Regions from separate parts of the Homo sapiens genome. Here region 2 is linked to region 1. A link is a loop called in an ENCODE intact Hi-C map of the cell type or tissue named here. Cell type or tissue: K562. All regions are shown on one strand. Links, peaks and the distances in the headings refer to the core of each region. The heading gives the core; the rest is flanking DNA.

The links. Hi-C counts contacts between places; a loop is a spot of excess contacts. Peaks named below come from ENCODE experiments on the same cell type or tissue, not always from the same donor. Only the 100,000 strongest peaks of a DNase experiment are listed, where the experiment ranks them.
Region 2: a loop joins it to region 1, with 2.2 times the contacts of the local background. A loop is called at or near these places in 4 of 110 quality-filtered maps.

What each region holds. Positions count from the first base shown.
Region 1 is chr10:77,706,483-77,714,813 of GRCh38, reverse strand. LOC105378372 (a long non-coding RNA gene) reads left to right here and starts at 4,126. Exons shown (of 2, transcript XR_001747510.2): 1 at 4,126-4,308. RefSeq lists a silencer at 1,984-2,215 and enhancers at 4,332-4,521, 4,892-4,951. In K562, for the core only: a CTCF peak has its summit at 3,210 (motif pointing right); a DNase peak (open chromatin) is centred at 3,213; H3K27me3 peaks cover 3,297 bases.
Region 2 is chr10:77,656,124-77,664,454 of GRCh38, reverse strand. No RefSeq gene overlaps it. Among named protein-coding and RNA genes, the nearest start is that of KCNMA1, 22 kb to the right of the region's middle. RefSeq lists an enhancer at 4,314-5,513. In K562, for the core only: a CTCF peak has its summit at 3,158; no DNase peak of the experiment used is centred there; H3K27me3 peaks cover 1,303 bases.

The sequences.
Region 1 (8,331 bases), core at 164-8,163:
GGGAGAGAGAGAAAGGGGAAAACGTTTTGTTCATGAACGAGCCCACTCAGAAGACACCAGTGGAAAAGTGCTAGAAGATGCACTCTATAGATCATTAAATTCATGCTTTTAAGGTCCCTGGAGCCTGTCCTATTAGGACACAAGTCTTCAGCTTTTTAAAAAATTTTCCAATTCTTTGAGCTTCTTCTTTTACTTTAAATAAACTCTGAGTCTTCTTTTGCTTCAGTTAGCTAGAGTCAATGTTTGTGGCTTAGAGTCAAACAGCCCAGTGAACACCGGATGGGAAGGATTTGGCCAGATGAGCCCTAAGGCCCCTTCCAGCCTCGCCACTTTGAATGGATGAGTGAATGAATGAATGGTTGATGGAACTGAACCAGATCCCTTCTAGTTTGAGCTCTGAGAGAAAGTCAAGTGACGGTGGTGGGAGGCAGGGGGAAGGTGAGGAATGTGACCACTGCAGATGCTGATCCCAGAATGACCAGAGTTCTGCGAGGACTAGGATTAGGACACGCTCAGGGAGCCTGCCCCTGCTGAGCGCTTCTTTTCTGACTGGCTGAGTGACCTGAGGGAAGCCATGCAAGCTCCCGAGGTCCCATTTTCCTCTCTAAGGAGAGGATTATTCTGTGCTCTTTGCTCCTTCCTCTTCTGTAGCTAAATTAAAATGCACGCGTGACTAACAGCAGCGCTGGGGTGGTCTGCGTGGAGTGCTGCCTGTTGGGCTGTGAGCAATTTGCCGAAAAAGTCTTCATCCTGGTAATTTGGGCCAGATGCTTCAGTGCAGACCCCGCTGACTCATCAACAGCCCTGCCTTCCTGAAGACTGAGCTGGGGGTCAGCTCTCCACTCATGCCATCTGCCTTTCCAGAAGCACCCTGCTGGAGGGGTGCGGGGGAGTGGGGGGCAGGAAGAACACGCACTTAGGGAGACTACTTGGTGTGGGGGGATCTGAAGGATGGGGAGTTATTTTAGCTGGCATGAACATTTATCGGAAGGAGGAATTGGTATAAGTGATTGTCTACGTGTGGGACTCAGGGGGCTGTGAAACTTGCATGCATTTGGAAGAGGAAATGTTCAAAAGCACCAGTTCACGATATTTTCACAGCTGTTTGGGAAGCAGTCTGTGGGCAGAAGCAGCAAGCTCAGGGACAAGTGAGAGAGCTGATGGTTTGGCAAGATGGGCAAAAGGCTCTTTATAGCTTTGCACCCTTTGTTCTTTCTGCTGCTCTCGGCTTCTCTTTCCTCTCATTTTTCCAGATCCTCTGGACTTCTGGGTTTCTGCCTCTTGTTTCCATATGTCACCTTCTGTGGCAGAGCACATTTTGGTTGCAACTGACTATTCCCCAACTTGTAACAACTTGGGGACACAGTGGGGCTTTATTGACACCTGGAGTCAAACCCTGAATTTGAACAACCAAGTTTTAGAAAGGGAAGGTTGCAGCTGGATTTCAGGAATGGCCGGAACTGGGACTTGAACTCTGTTGGCGGAGCCTCATCTTTGCTTCTCTCTGTGTGGTGGTTTTATCGTCTCTTACCATAGACCAGCTTCTGCTACACGGTCGGAAATGTGATTGCCAACAGGTCCCCGGTTCACCTTTTGTAATTCTGACGGCTGGAGAGGGGCTGGCTTTTACTTTCTTTTCTTTTCTTTTTTTTTTTTTTTGAGACGGAATCTTGCTCTTTCGCCCAGGCCAGACTGCAGTGGCGCTATCTCGGCTCACTGCAAGCTCCGCCTCCTGGGTTCCCGCCATTCTCCTGCCTCAGCCTCCCGAGTAGCTGGGACTACAGGCGCCGGCCACCACGCCCGGCTAATTTTTTGTATTTTTAGTAGAGACGGGGTTTCACCGTGTTAGCCAGGATGGTCTCAATCTCCTGGCCTCGTGATCCGCCCGCCTTGGCCTCCCAAAGTACTGGGATTACAGGCGTGAGCCACCGCGCCTGGCCAGCTTTTACTTTCTCTATCCCAAGTTGAATTAGGGAGAAAGCTCAAGACTAAAAATCACAGCTCTGCCAGTGACTATCTGTGTGACCTTGCAAGAGTTCATCGCTCTGAACAGCAGTTTTCTCGCCTGAGAAGTGGGAATGAATATAGCTCCCAGATCAGAGAGGCAGGTATTGGCTGGTGGTTGGGAGCAGAGGCTCTGGAGCCAGAACACCTGGCTACAATTTCAGTTTTGCTGCTTAGATGCAGTGTGACTTTGGTCTGGGTCCCCAATCTGTGAATGTCCCAGCTTTCTCATCTCTAAAATAATGGGGATGATAATGACACCTATTTGTAGGGGTGGTGTGAGAAGTAAATGAGTCAATGCTTGTAAAGAATGTAGTTCATTGAATGGCATTTGGCAGACAATCAGTGCTAGCATTTACTCCTTGCTGTCTCCACAGTTCTTGGTGACATTTCTCTAGGGCCTCCCCATGGCTGCCACTTAACCAGGACAGGCTGTGAGCTCTGGGCCATTCCCTCTGCAGCCAGTGGCCCCTCTGCTTCTTTCTCTGCTACTCCAGAATGGAAGTGAGTAAGAATTGAGAGTGATGTTCTTATATTGAATCTGTTCTGATTTATAGTTTTAAAAAGTAGCCATTCTAGAACCTTCGTTCCCTATTATGAGTGGATTGCTTTTAAGAGTAGCTTCTATTCTGAGCACTGCATCAAATGCTCCATATTCATGATTTAATTGTAACAACAACACAACCAGGCAAGAGTTCCTAACCATCCCCCCACCCCTTTTTTAAATAGGTTAAGGAAATGCACCTGTAGTTAACTAGCCAGAGATCATGCACCTGGCTTATGAAGGCGGCATGATTAAAACCCAGCTCTGTCCGGCTAGAGGCATCTTCTGGGGAAGGCTGAGCCGAGATTGAGCGTGGAGACCACGTTTCCTGGAGCCCCAAGGCCTGGGCATCCTGGTGGCCTCGGCGGGAGCTTCTCATCTGCCTCAGTCTCCCCTGCTCCCTGAGTCAGGCAGGCCTGTTTGCATAGAAGCTTAACCTCTGCTGGCTGGTGTTTTGTTTGCTCACACACTGACTTTCACTCTGTGCGCCTTTGCCTTGACTTGTTTCCCAACTAGAGAATAGGTTCTATGTGGTGGGTGTTGTGCCCAAAGTCTTTGTCTCCCTCACTCCCCTCGCCCAGGGCAGGAGATGGAGCTCCGCGCCTCCGTGATCTGGGCTGGAGGAGAGGGAGAGGAGCGCGTCAGTCCCGCTCCCCGCCAGGCGGTGGCGCCAGTGTGCAGGCCAGGCCGGGCTCAGCGTGGCTGTGGCGGCTCGGCAGCTGCAGCCCAGGCTCCTCAGTACCCCACCGGGAGAAGCACTCGTTCTGGGCGTTACCTGTGGGGGCAGGGGGCAAGGGGAGAGGCGCAGGGGAGTGGCGAGGTTGTAGCAGAGAATGTGGGCGTTCGTTGGCCCCGCGGTTTCGGGCTCCTGCTTTCTGGGGACAGCCAGCATGGCCCTGAAGTCCGCCGCCCTTCAGAGCGCGCCCCTCAGAGCCCAGGGGTGCCCGCGCCCGCTCCGGTCCCTCCGCCTTCTGCGGAAGGAAAACCAGGCCCTGGCTCGCTGGGACGGGTCCTTTCGGGGACTGCGGCTGCTTCCCTGTTCGTAGACTCAGCAGCCGGCGATGTGACTTCAAGGCCCCCTCGAGCTCTGCCTTCTTAAAAAATAAAACGTAGACCTCTCCTTAGCCATGTGGGTTATGTGAGAGCAGCCTGATGTGGTGCTGCTATTCATTCATTCATTAGTTCATTCACTCATCTGGGATCGAGAGCATGGTGTGCCAGGCACCTTAGCAGAGCAGAAGACAGAGCGAGAACCCGGCAGACACCGCCACTGCTCCTGTGGGATCTGAGGTTTAGTGGGGACACAAGGAATTGAGCACATGGCACGGAAAGTGCCCTTAAACCAGCCCGGGAAGATGAAGGCGAGCTTCCTGGAGGAAGAGGCACCTAAGCTGATGACTGAAGGCGAGAAAGAGTTGACAGGGCTTAAAAAGGGGGGTGGGGGTGGGATTGAACATGAGGCCTCAGGGACTCCTTGTTTTTTCAGCGGGTGTGGGGAGCTGGCTCTGTGCTCTCCCATTTTTGTCACTGAGTGCAGAGGCCCATGACCTGGGTAGGGAGGAAGCTTATTTCCGTCTGTCCCTGTGCAAGGCATGCACAGGGTTAGGACTCTGATGAAATCGAATTTTCTTTCTCCCCAGGAAAACGATGTCTGTATGGGTCTCCCCGGTTTTGCCCACAACTGCAGGGTCCTATGGATGCCCAGTGGAGCCCACGGTGAGAACCTGAGGGTGAGGCTGAAGAGACCATGCTCCCCTGTGGTAAGTACCTGGCTTCCTGAACCGCCCTTCCTACCTGCTGCCCCGGTGACTCTGCCGGCCTGTGTGTCTACACAGGCTGTGGGGAGGGAGGTGCGGGGGGTGGGCTCTGCCCTGGCTACTCGCCTTGCTTCCATCTAGTGTGGCTCTGCGGGGCGAGCCTACTCCCCTTAGGATACCCTTCTGGTTTTGATGGCGTGAGGCAAGTGTCATTCTTGGCCCACAACAGCACCCCAGGATGCCCGGTGAAACACAATGGGTTTTCCCAGCAGGGTGGGGTGAGCTGTGCCTGGCTGGGCTGGCCTCCCTGCTTTCTTCATTTGTGGTCTCTGAATGACGGGTTCCTGGCACCCATATCTTGGGGCCACCGGGGCGGGGCTTGCTGCCTTTCCCCTGCTGTTTGGTGAAGGGCCGAGACTGCCAGTGTTCCCTGCCAGGCCAGTACTCCTCCTCTGGTGGCCTCCCCTGACCAGACGAGGGTGGGAGGCAGTGCCCTGGAGGAGAAAGGGCTTGGGGGTTGGGAGCAAAAGGCTGAGGGGCTGGCCATTTTGGGCTCTTTACCCACAGCAGGGTTTTTACAAAGTCCTGCAGGCTAAGGTGTGAACCTTGGTTTCCTACTATAAAACAAAGATGCCCATGCCTATGGTGACTTGGGTGTAGTATGAAGCTATGAGATACAAGGACAGTGACAGTAATGATAACCAGGGCTGCTGCTTATCAATTTTTGCTAAGCCAGCTCCTGTGCATGGTCTTTACATTTGTAAATCATGCATGGGGCATAGATGTGAGCTGTCTACATACTGAAGAGCACAGTGTTACTGAGAGTGGGGTGGTGATGACTGCTGTCCTGGGCTCCCTAGACCTGGGTGAGCCCAATAGCAACCCCAGGCCTCCTGTGTAACCTAGACAAGTCCACCTCCTCTCTGGTGCTTATGCTTTATCATGGAGGCGTTTGGCCCAGATGACCCATGAGGGTCCATCCTGTGAAGTGGCCTTGGGAGTGTCACCATCAGGAATCTGCCAGGGATGCTGAAGGCAGGGGACAAGGAGACCAAGGTGCTGGTTATTGATGACAGGTGAGGATGGGAACCTGGTGGAACCAAGATCTGACCCTTGAAGGGCCTCCAAATCCATGGTTCCTCATTGGCAGTTATTCTCAGCCCTAAGAAGAGGGTGTCCCTTGCTGGAGGTGATTCGGAATCATCATGACAGTGGGGCATGGAGGCTTTGTCATCCCAGCACTTTGGGAGACCAAGGTGGGAGGATCGCTTGAACCTAGGAGTCAGAGACCAGCCTGGGCAACATCATGAGACTCATATTTCTACAGAAAATTTAAAAATTAGCCAGATGTGGTGGTGTGTGCCTGTACTCTCAGCTACTCAGGAGGCTGAGACAGGAGGATCCTTTGAGCCCAGGAGTTTAAGGTTGCAGCGAGCTATGATCATACCACTGTACTCCGGCTTGGGCAACAGAACGAGATCTTGTCTCTAAAAAAATAAAAACAATAATAAAAGCAAAAAAGACAGGGAAAACAGAATCACTGAGACTTTTTGGTAAATGAGACTTCCCTGTTGGGAGTCAAGCTGCCCTGGGGAGTTAGCCTTAGGCATCAGAAGCAATAAAGGTAGAAAGCAGGCCCAAGCTCCATGAAAGGCCCGGAAGGACCCGTAAATCCAATCAACAAGCTGTATTAAACACCTTGCCTGTTCAAACTTAGGTCTGGTAACCATTTACTGGGTTTGCAATGTTATTATTAAAGTTCAAAAAAATGCCAGTGCCATCCCCATTGCCCCCACAATTTATACTTTTCTTCTCTTTGCAATATTTTCCATCTGCCTCCATTCTCTCTGACCCAAGACAAAAATAAGAGCCACCGTTTAATGAACATGTATAATATGGTTTGGCTGTGTCCCTACCCAAATGTCTTCTTGAATTGTAATCCCCATAATCCCTAGGGGGATACCTGGTGGGAGCTGATTGGATCATGGGGGCGGTTTCCCCCATGCTGTTGTAGTGATAGAGTGAGTTCTCATGAGATCTGATGGTTTTATAAGGGACTCTTCCCCCTAATCCTCACTCTTCTCTCTCCTGCCGCCATGTGAAGGACCTTGCTTCCCCTTTGCCTTGCACCATGATTGTAAGTTTCCTGAGGCCTCCCTAGCCACGTGGAACTGTGAGTCAGTTAAGCCTCTTTCCTTTATAAATTACTCAGTCTCCAGTATTTCTTTATAGCAGTGTGAAAATGGACGAATACGATGTATTGTGTGCCAGGCCCTGTATTAAGTACTTTATGAGCATTATTTCATTTAAGATTTCTGTGAGGTAGCATCATTATAATCACTTCCTTTTTATTTATTTTTTAATGAATTTTTGATTGTTGATTTTTGTTGGTATATAGCAAGTCTATATATTTACGGGCTGCATGAGATATTTTGATACAGGCATGAACTGAATACTAATCACAGCATGGAGAATGGGGTATTTATTACCTCAAGCATTTATCTTTTGTGTTACAATCCAATTATAATCTTTTAGTTATTTTTAAATGTATTAAATTATTTTTGACTATAGCCACCATATTGTGCTAGCAAATACTATGTCTTATTCATTCTAATAATATTTTTGGGTCTATTAACCATCCCCACTTCCCCTCACTCCCCCACTACCTTTCCCAGCTTCTGGTAACTATCCTTCCACTCTCTGTGTCCATGAGTTTCATTGTTTTAATTTTTAGCTCCCACACATAAGTGAGAACATATGTTTGTCTTTCTGTGCCTGGCTTATTTCACTTAACATAACGACCTTCAGTTCCATCCATGTTGTTGCAAATTATAGGATCTCATTCTTTTTTTGTAGCTGAATGGTACTCCATTGTGTATCTGTACATTTTCTTTATCCATTCATCTGTTGATGAACAACAGATGAATTTTGACTATTTCCAAATTTTCACTATTGTAAACAGTGCTGCAGTAAACATGAGAGTGCAGATATACTGATCTTTGATATACTGATATCCTTTCTTTTGGGTAAATACCTAGGAGTGGGATTGCTGGATCATATGGTAGCTCTATTTTTAGTTTTTTGAGAAACCTCCAGACTGTTCTCCATAGTGGTTGTACTAATTTATATTCCTACCAACAGTGGACAAGGGTTCTCTTTTCTCCACATCCTCGCCAGCATTTGTTATTGCCTGTCTTTTGGATAAAAGCCATTTTAACTAGTGTGAGATGATATTTCATTATAGTTTTCATTTGCATTTCTCTGATGATCAGTGATGTTGAGCACCTTTTCATATGCCTGTTTGCCATTTGTATGTCTTCTTTTGAAAAATGTCTATTCAGATCTTTTGCCCATTTTCAAATTGGATTATTTTATTTTATTTTTTCCTATAAAGTTGTTTGAGCTCCTTATATATTCTGGTTACTAATCTCTTATCAGATGGGTAGTTTGAAAATATTTTCTCCCATTTTGTGGGTTGTCTCTTCACTTTCTTTATTGTTTCCTTTCCTTCTCAGAATCTTTTTAACTTGATGTGATCCCATTTGTCCATTTTCGCTTTGGTTGCCTGTGCTTGTGGGGTATTGCTCAAGAAATCTTTGTCCATTACAATGTCCAGGAGAGTTTCCCCAATGTTTTCCTTTAGTAGTTTCATAGTTTGAGGTCATAGATTTAAGTCTTTAATCCATTTTGATTTGCTTTTGTATATGATGAGACTTAGAGGTCTAGTTTCATTCTTCTGCACATGGATATCCACCTTTCCCAGCACTATTTATTGAAGAGACTGCCCTTTCCCCAATGTATATTCTTGGCACTTTTGTCAAAAATGAGTTCACTGTAGATATGTGAATTTATTTCTGGGTTCTCTATTCTGTTCCACTGGTTTATGTGTCTGTTTTGATGCCAGTACCATGCCGTTTTGGTTACTATAGCTCTGTAGTAAAATTTGAAGTCAGATAATGTGATTCCTCCAGTTTTGTTCTTTTTGCTTAGGATAGCTTTGATTGTTGTGTGTCTTTTGTGGTTCCA
Region 2 (8,331 bases), core at 84-8,083, 50 kb after region 1:
ATACCATGGGATATACCATCCCCACTGCCCTTTCCAGCATCCTCTACCTGACCCACACAGAGAGCTGCATATAGAAAGGAGCCATTCACAAGTTTATGTGAAATTTAAAGATTTTGATTTCTTCTTCCAGGAGAATTTTTTTCTACAAGGCTAATCTCTTATCATACAATGAAAGCCTTTGTTCCTCTATTATTAAACGAGTACGATGGTTCAGAGAGCAAGTGGGAGTGTTTTGGGGGATTTGTCAGGAAGGTTTATTTCCCTCCAACTATGCTATATGGGCAAGTGCCAGCATAAACAAGAATGGATGAGGGAATGGGGGGTTCTTGTTAATGGGCACATAGTTTCAGTTTGGGATAAATGCTTTGGTGACACTTAAACATTATGCACTTACTGCCATTGAATTGTGTGCTTAAATAAGGTTAAGATGGTAAAAAAAAAAGAGAAGAAAAGAAACTGGCTGAGCATAACATTTGGAGACATGGGGGCAGCTAGCAGAAGAAACAATGAAAAGAGTTAAAAGGATTGCTCCCTCTTGTACATTGCTTGGGGAGGTGCAAAATGGCACAATCCCAATGGGGAGCCCTCAGCAATAACCAGCCACAGTCACAGATGCTTGTGCCCTTTGACCAATGATCTCACTGCTGGGGATTCATTCTAAGGATGTGCCTGCACTTGTACAAGATGACGATGAACAAGGGGCCTCACTGTGGCAGTGTCAAGAGCAATACACGACTGGAATTGGAAACAGCCCAGGTGTCCGTTCAGAGGGAGCTGGTTAAATAAACTGTGATAGAGCTATGCAAAGGAATACAATGTAGCTCTCTCTCTCTCTCTCTCTCTCTCTCTCTGTGTGTGTGTGTGTGTGTGTGTGTGTGTGTGTGTGTGTGTATGAGAGAAAGAGATCCAGCAAGCTTCCTATATACTAATATGGAAAGTAGGATCTCTCCATAGTAAGATTTATTAATATAAAGTAAAAATAGCAAATAGCAGAATAGTGTGAATAGAATGCTACTTTTGTGTAAAAAATGGGGGGAAGCTGAATATATGTATTTGTAGAAAGAAACACTGGTGCATATGTAGGACCTAAGGAAAGTGTTACCTTCAAGGGCAGCTGTGGAGGAGGGGAGAAGGTGGATAGAGACGGGGTGGGAGCTAGGCTTTCATCATGTACTTGTATATCATTTTTATTTTTAATTATATGAATTAATACATTACCTAGTCAGATTTTTCTCAGACAAAAAAAGGAATGAATAGAGCAGCCTGTTGCAAATTCTAAAACACTATGCAGCTATAAGGAGTTAATAATGAGAAAATGATAATACTCTTAATAATAATAATAATTACCATTGAGGGTAATAATACTCTCAATACTCTCATTTGTGAAATATTTACTATTTATCAGGTGCAATGCTAAATATTTTATGTCTGTTATCTTCTTTGATCCTTACACAACCTATGGATAGAATGATTTTCAGTACTATAGATGGGGAACCTGGCAATCGGAGTAGTTAACCAAATTGTTTAAGGTCATATTTCTAGAAAGGTGCAGAGCTGCCTTTTGAACCTAGATCCTCCACTGCCAAGACGTGGCTGTTGACTCTCTGCCATACATTCCCTTGTGCTAGATGGCTTACGTGGGGAGCTTTCTTTATTTCCTGCGCTGCCAGTGCTTTCCCTAGCATGACACACCCATTTTCCAAGAAGCTTAGCTCTTCTGTGGTCTTCTTCTCTGTGCCATTCTTGGAAAAAGCTGAACACCTTGACACCGCCAGTCTGCCGCAGGCCGTGTGGTCATTCTGTCTTCAGGAGGTATTTTCGGTCATAATTTTCCTACGATATCCGGACGAGTGCCACGATTAGGCACAATGCTTCCTTGCGGTCGCTCTCAGCCTCCCTGAAATATCCGTCCAGGGCCATGCTGGCTCCACCGCCTTGGATGGAGCCCAGAAGAAGGTTTTTATGGGACACATCTTTAAACTGGTGAACGATTTAGGAATAACTTGGCTATGAAGGCAATATGCGTACAGATGCACGGCAAAGCCTTTTCCTGTGTTCAGATGACCGCAGAGCCATGCACTTAAACTTGCAAATAGGGCTGGGTAATTACATGGTCCCAGAGGAGGCCTAACAGTCAAAAGAAAATTTGGTCATAAAAATAATTACATTGCAGGATATTTATAAAAGTAGGGTCCAGAAGTAGAGGCACAGCCTCCATCCTCCTTTGACTTTAGTAAAGGGACCGCAAGTTGAGAAGCAGAAGTGCTGGCACCTGGGGGATTGAAATTCCAGGCTACCTGACCTAGGGGACAGGCCTGCTGCTGACGGGATCACCAGACGGAAGGAGAAGCTTTTTCAAAAGATTCCGTTGCAGAAGTCTGTGGCCTGCAAGTGCCCAGTGCTTTTCCTTAAATGGAGCCCAAACCGCCCTGTTCCCAGCACCATGCTTGATGACTTGTCTCTCGTACAACCGTTGGTGTATTTTTAAAGTTAATGGTGTTCTGTGCCCAGAGAACGAGGCAACTGACGTGCAAGTTCTTCCTGGAGGGCTGAGTTATGGGTGTCTCTTGGAAACTGAAGGGCCAGTTTGTTTCAGGATAAATGGTCTTATTGTGTTCTGTTTGCCTTATCTCAGCCGATTTCCCACAGTCAGCTTAGCATGTTTGGGTGTAGTATTCAGGGTTTGTTTTTGTTGTGACCAGCAGCTGAGGTATACCTGTATATCATCCTCCCCCAGGCCATAGCCTCCCCCCAGGATCTGAGTACTAGTTACAGTGAATTAAGTTCCCTCTCAGGCTGTTTGGACCTTTTCCTGGTGAGGTTTGCTGGTGGGGAGCTGGCTTTTCCTTTCAGTGATGGATATGTTGAAAATCAATGATGCTTTCTACAAAGATGTTAAGGATGACTGTATAATAGGAAGAAAAGAACAGTTTTCCCTTCTACATTCACACTCAACACAGAATACTTCCCCTCTGGTCAACAAAATGTGTGTGGGTTATTTTTTCTCATGCAACCAGATCTTTGATACCAGTTGGGTGTCCTCTAATTCAATTCAATCCTGACACCATCCACCTGAAGTTAGAGTCAGATCTCACAGGGTTAAAGATTCAGTCCCACAAGACTGCAAGACTGCCCCCATTCGGAAGCCAGTCATAAATCCCAGGCTGTGACCTGTGCTTCTGACCAAGTGGCTGTAAATTGGAGGTTTCCACGCCCCCCTCCTCTTGGTTGATTATGAGGTAGGATTGCTCCCAGACCTCACGGAAATACTTGACTTAATTTTACCCATTCATTATAAAAGGATACAACTCAGGTACAGCTTGAAGAAAAGACAGATAGGGCAAGGTATAAAGGAAGGGGTGCAGAGCTTCCCTCTAGGGGCACGCCACCCTCCCAGTTCCTCCATGTGTTCAGCAATCCAGAAGCTTCCTGAGCCTCAGCCTTTTGGGTTTTTATGGAGTCTTCTTTGTGTAGGCACAATTGATTATATCATTGGACATTGATGATCACCTCAGCCTTCAGCCCTCCCCCTCCCTGGAGGTCAGGGGGAAGAGTTGAATATCCCAATCCTCCAATCACAAGGTTGGTTCCACTGGCAACCAGTCCCCATTCTGAGGCTATCCAGGGGCCCCCAGCCAACAGTCAACCCATTAGTATACAAAAGGACAAATCACTTCTGCTACTCTAAGGGTTTTAGGAGGTGTGTGCTAGGAAACCTCCTAGTTTCCTAGCACTTGTGCTTGGATGAAGACCAAATATATATTTCTTATTAAAAATCACAATATCTACTGAGTGTGGTTGGTCACACTTGTAATCCCAGCACTTTCAAAGGCCAAGGTGGGCAGATCACTTGAGACCAAGTTTTGCCAGCCTGCCCCACATGGTGAAACCCTGTCTCTGCTGAAAATACAAAAAATTAGTGGGGGTGGTGGCGCATGCCTGTAGTCCCAGCTACTTGGAGGCTGAGGCATGAGAATAACTTGAACCCAGGAGGCAGAGGTTGCAGCAAGATCGCACCACTACACTCCAGCCTGGGCAACACAGCAAGACTCTGCCTCGAAAAAAAAAAAAATCACAATATCCAGTAACACATGCCAAGATGGGGAGAGAGCACTCTGATAAATAAGTTCCTGGAACTAGACCCTCTCTCTGACCATGTCAGTGGGAGTTTTCATCATAAGCTTTGGAAGCCCTGGCTCCTGTGCAGGTCTCGGTTGCTGTTCCAGCCACTGGCTGTCAGCAGGACTCAGAGGCTCCCATGGCTAGTGACCCACTTGGTGGCGGTTGTTCCTGCTGCCCCTCTGCTATGGGTGGTTTCTCTTTCCTGTGGTAACCCTCTGCAAACCCCTCAGCAAGATGCTGCCCCTGTGACTGTATGGATTCTTGACCCTGCTTACAGAGTTCCCAGGCTATTTCCTGAAAGCTCTCTTAAGGAACTTGTTCTGATGTCCCTAGAGTCAGGAAGTCACTGTAGAGTCACAGTTACATCTGGAGCTTTGGGGAGAGAATTCTCCAGACCTTAGTAACTGTGTGTGATCTCAGGTAGCACTTGGTAACAGCTCTGAATTCTCCTTCCTGTGTCCCACTGTGGGCTAACCAGGCAAACCAAATCCCGTGAATAACCTGGGTTACCTGCTACTCCCGAAGATGGGTATGCAAATGTGAAAGGAAAATATCTTGGGTTCCCGAAATCACTAAGCTAAAGGGAAAATTCAAGCTGGGAACTGCTCAGGGCAAATCTGCCTCCCATTCTGTTCAAAGTAATCCCTCCGCTCACTGAGATTGTAGAAAGTAGAAAACTTCCTCTTCAAAGCTTGTCTTGTTTAAAAATAAAATAATAGACACTAGGAATAATAGTTCCTTACTCTAAACCCTCCTATCAACTATTAGTTCTTACACTTTAGCCCAGTTAGTTGCTTTGGCTTACTCAGGCATGTCTGGACAGGCCCAGGCAAATCTTAGCTCATAGCTTATGCCCCTTCCTTATTTGGAAATGTTATTGCTTCCTTAAACCTTTCATAAGCAACTTCCTCTCCTTCTTTGTCCTTCCCTGCACTTACCTATTTAGGAAAGTTTCAGGTTATTAGCAAATCGGATATCAGTGAGGTCCTTCTCCAGCAAATGGATGCAGGACACAGCAGTAAGGATGACCCAAATGAGTAAGGGATAAATATGTCTGCTTTTCCTTTGTTCAGGTATATTCTCACCATTGTTCCATCTGTGATTGAGCACCCTTTCTGCAGAAAGTAAAGATTGCCTTGCTGAGAGATCTTATGTCTACGTGCTGACTTTTCTTCATGGCACCGATTATCTATTTCTAACAATTTTGGTATTTCTAACATAGATGCATATTCTGATTGCCTCCTTTGGAAAGGCTTATGAGAAACTCAAAAGAATGCAACCATTTGTCTCTCACATACCTGTGACCAGGAAGACCCCTCCTTGCTTCAAGTTGTCCCCGTCTTTCTGGGTGGAATCAATGTACTTCTTACATATATTGATTGATGTCTCATGTTTCCCTAAAATGTATAAAACCAAAGGTGTGCCCCAACCACCTTGGGCACTTGTTGTCAGGACTTCCTGAGGCTGTCTCAGGGGCACGCGTACTCAACCTTGGCAAAAATAAACTTTCTAAATTAGCTAAGACCTGTCTCAAATGTTTGGGGTTCACACAAGTCATCCACAGGTTACTTTCAGGTGGAGCCATGTCTTAGTTTGCTTGGGGTGCTTTAAAAAAATACCAGACTGGGTGACTTATAGACCACAGAGCTTTTTTTCTCACAGATATGGAGGCTGGAAAAGCCCAAGGCCAAGGTGCCAGCAGATTCAGTGTCTGGTGAGGGCCTGCTTCCTGGTTCATCGATGTTCCTTCTTGCTGTGTCCTCACGTGGTAGAAGGGGTGAGGAGTCTCTCTCAGTACTCTTTTATAAGGGCACTAATCCCATTCACCTCCCAAAGGCCCTACTTCCTAAAACTATCACACTGGGGATGAGGACTAAGCTCTGATTTTTTTTATCTTGCCCAAATTCCTAAGGGGTGTGGGGAGTCATGCCCTACAAATCATAAATTCTCATCAGATGGGTTTATTTAACCCTGTGTATCATGACTTACTTTCCAATCTGACTCTGGCATAACAAGGAAGAAAATTTGAAATGTTTTACCCCAAAATATATTTCCTTGCCATACCTTGAAATTGCCCTGCAAAGTCTCTTGTGGGAAAAAGCCACATTCTACAGAGAATACCTTTGCCCCTCTGTTTTCCTTCCTTCCTTCCCAGATCCAGGAGATAATCAACTATGATCCAGGGACCCTTTTAAGTCTGATAAGAAACAATTTACAACCTGCTGTCTCTGAAGTCTGCTATCGGAGAGCTTCCTCTGCACAATAAAACTTGGTATGCACAACCCTTTACCTTAACCTGAACATCCCTTTCCATTGATCTCAGGTCTTCAGACAAACTCAGCCAATTATCTGCCAGAAAGTATTTAAATTTACCTGTAGCCTGGAAGCCCCCACTTTAAGTTGTCCCACCTTTCTGAACCGAACCAATGTATTTCTTAAATGTATTTGATTGATGTCTCATGCCTCCCTAAAATATATGAAACCAAGCTGTACCCCCATCACCTTGGGCACATGTTCTGAGGACCTCTTGAGGGCTGTGTCAGGGGCCAAGGTCACTCATATTTGGCTCAGAATAAATCTCTTAAAATATTTTACAGAGTTTGACTCTTTTTGTCAACAGGGATTAGGTTTCAACATATAAATTTCGGGGATGGTGGACACAAATATCCAGACCATAGCAGGCTGGGTGCAGCCGAGCCTTCTTCTATAATCACAACTGATACATGAGTGCAGAAGTCAAGTTAGCTTCAATAACTAACCTATGTTTTCACTGTACAGAGACAAACCACTCTCATTCTTTCCTCCTGCTGATGAGGTGCAGAGCTGGTATCATTGCTTTAGGGAAGAGAGGGTCTGATGGCAGCAGCCCCAAAGCTACAGGAATATTGGTTTCTCAATTCAGGCAACAACTCCCTATCCACACTTGATCCTCTGATGTGGGCTTTCTCAACACTATCGATATTTTGGACCAGAAAATTCTTTGTTGTCAGGGGCTTTTTGTGCATTGAAGGATATTTCGCAGCAGACCTGGCTTCTACCTACTAGATACCCATAAGCAACTCCACTCCCACCCGAGATAAGACAACCAAAGCTATCCTCGTGAGATGGAGCAGGGACCCCTCTCAGGTTGCTGAATGTACCCTAAACATGGAAATAAAGGGAAATCTTAAGTTCCTTCAAGGGAAATTCGAGGCACCGAGCTGGCTCTGAGAAGAAAGTGAGCAAGTGCATAACCTAAAAGGAAATGGTAGCTTAAACAATAGCCAAGGACGTTAGAGCCATGAGGTGTTTGGTTCCCTATAGAAACTAAAGGTAACACTTTAACACATGTCCCTGAGTGGTTCTTCAGAAACCCAGACCCCTACCAGATGGATCTACTGGCACATAGACCTCAGATAAGGGGGAACTGAGGACTGAACTCTTACCGCTTTTGCTGGTCTTTGTTCTAAAGTTCTTCCTGAGGGGCCTGAAGGAAGTTATGCCCATGAAATAGGCAACATTCTCTACTTCTTTTTTTAAACAAAGCTTATCTTCCTTAACCAATTGCAAATCAGAAAATCTTTAAACCCACCTGTGACCTCTAAGGCCCTGCTTCCAGATATCCCACCTTTTCAAGCCAACCCACTGTGTAACCTCTATGTATTGATTTAGGATTTTGCCTGTAACTTCTGCTTTCATGAAATTTACCCATGCCTTTGAAAACCCTTACCTGCCAGCCATTGGGGAGGCTGGGTCTTAAGTGTGAGCTGCTCAATTCTCCTTGCTTGGTGCCCTGCAAATAAATGCCATTATTTCTCTTGCTGAAAACATAGATGTGGATGTTTGGTCTTAACTGTGCTGGGCAAGTGGACCTCAGTTCTGTTGGATAACACTCAGACATTGTCAAATGTCCTTAATGGGATGTCGCGAGTGGGGTGGCAAATCACCCTCATTGACAACCACTGCCTTAGTGATACCAATATGCTTGATGTTCCCACACATGTCACTCTACATGCATGTGGGTCTCATGTTTCTACCACCAGCAATGCTCCCCTCCTCCCTCAGTTCTTTGCCAGAAAACACCTGATCCTCCTTCCGCTGAGACTTTCTCTCCTGGAACCTTCCCTTACTTTCCACCTCCTGCCAGTGTTCCCATAGGATTTTAGCACAGCTCTACCTTAGCATTCACCACACTGAAGTGAAATTGTTGCTTATGCATCTGTCTTGAGC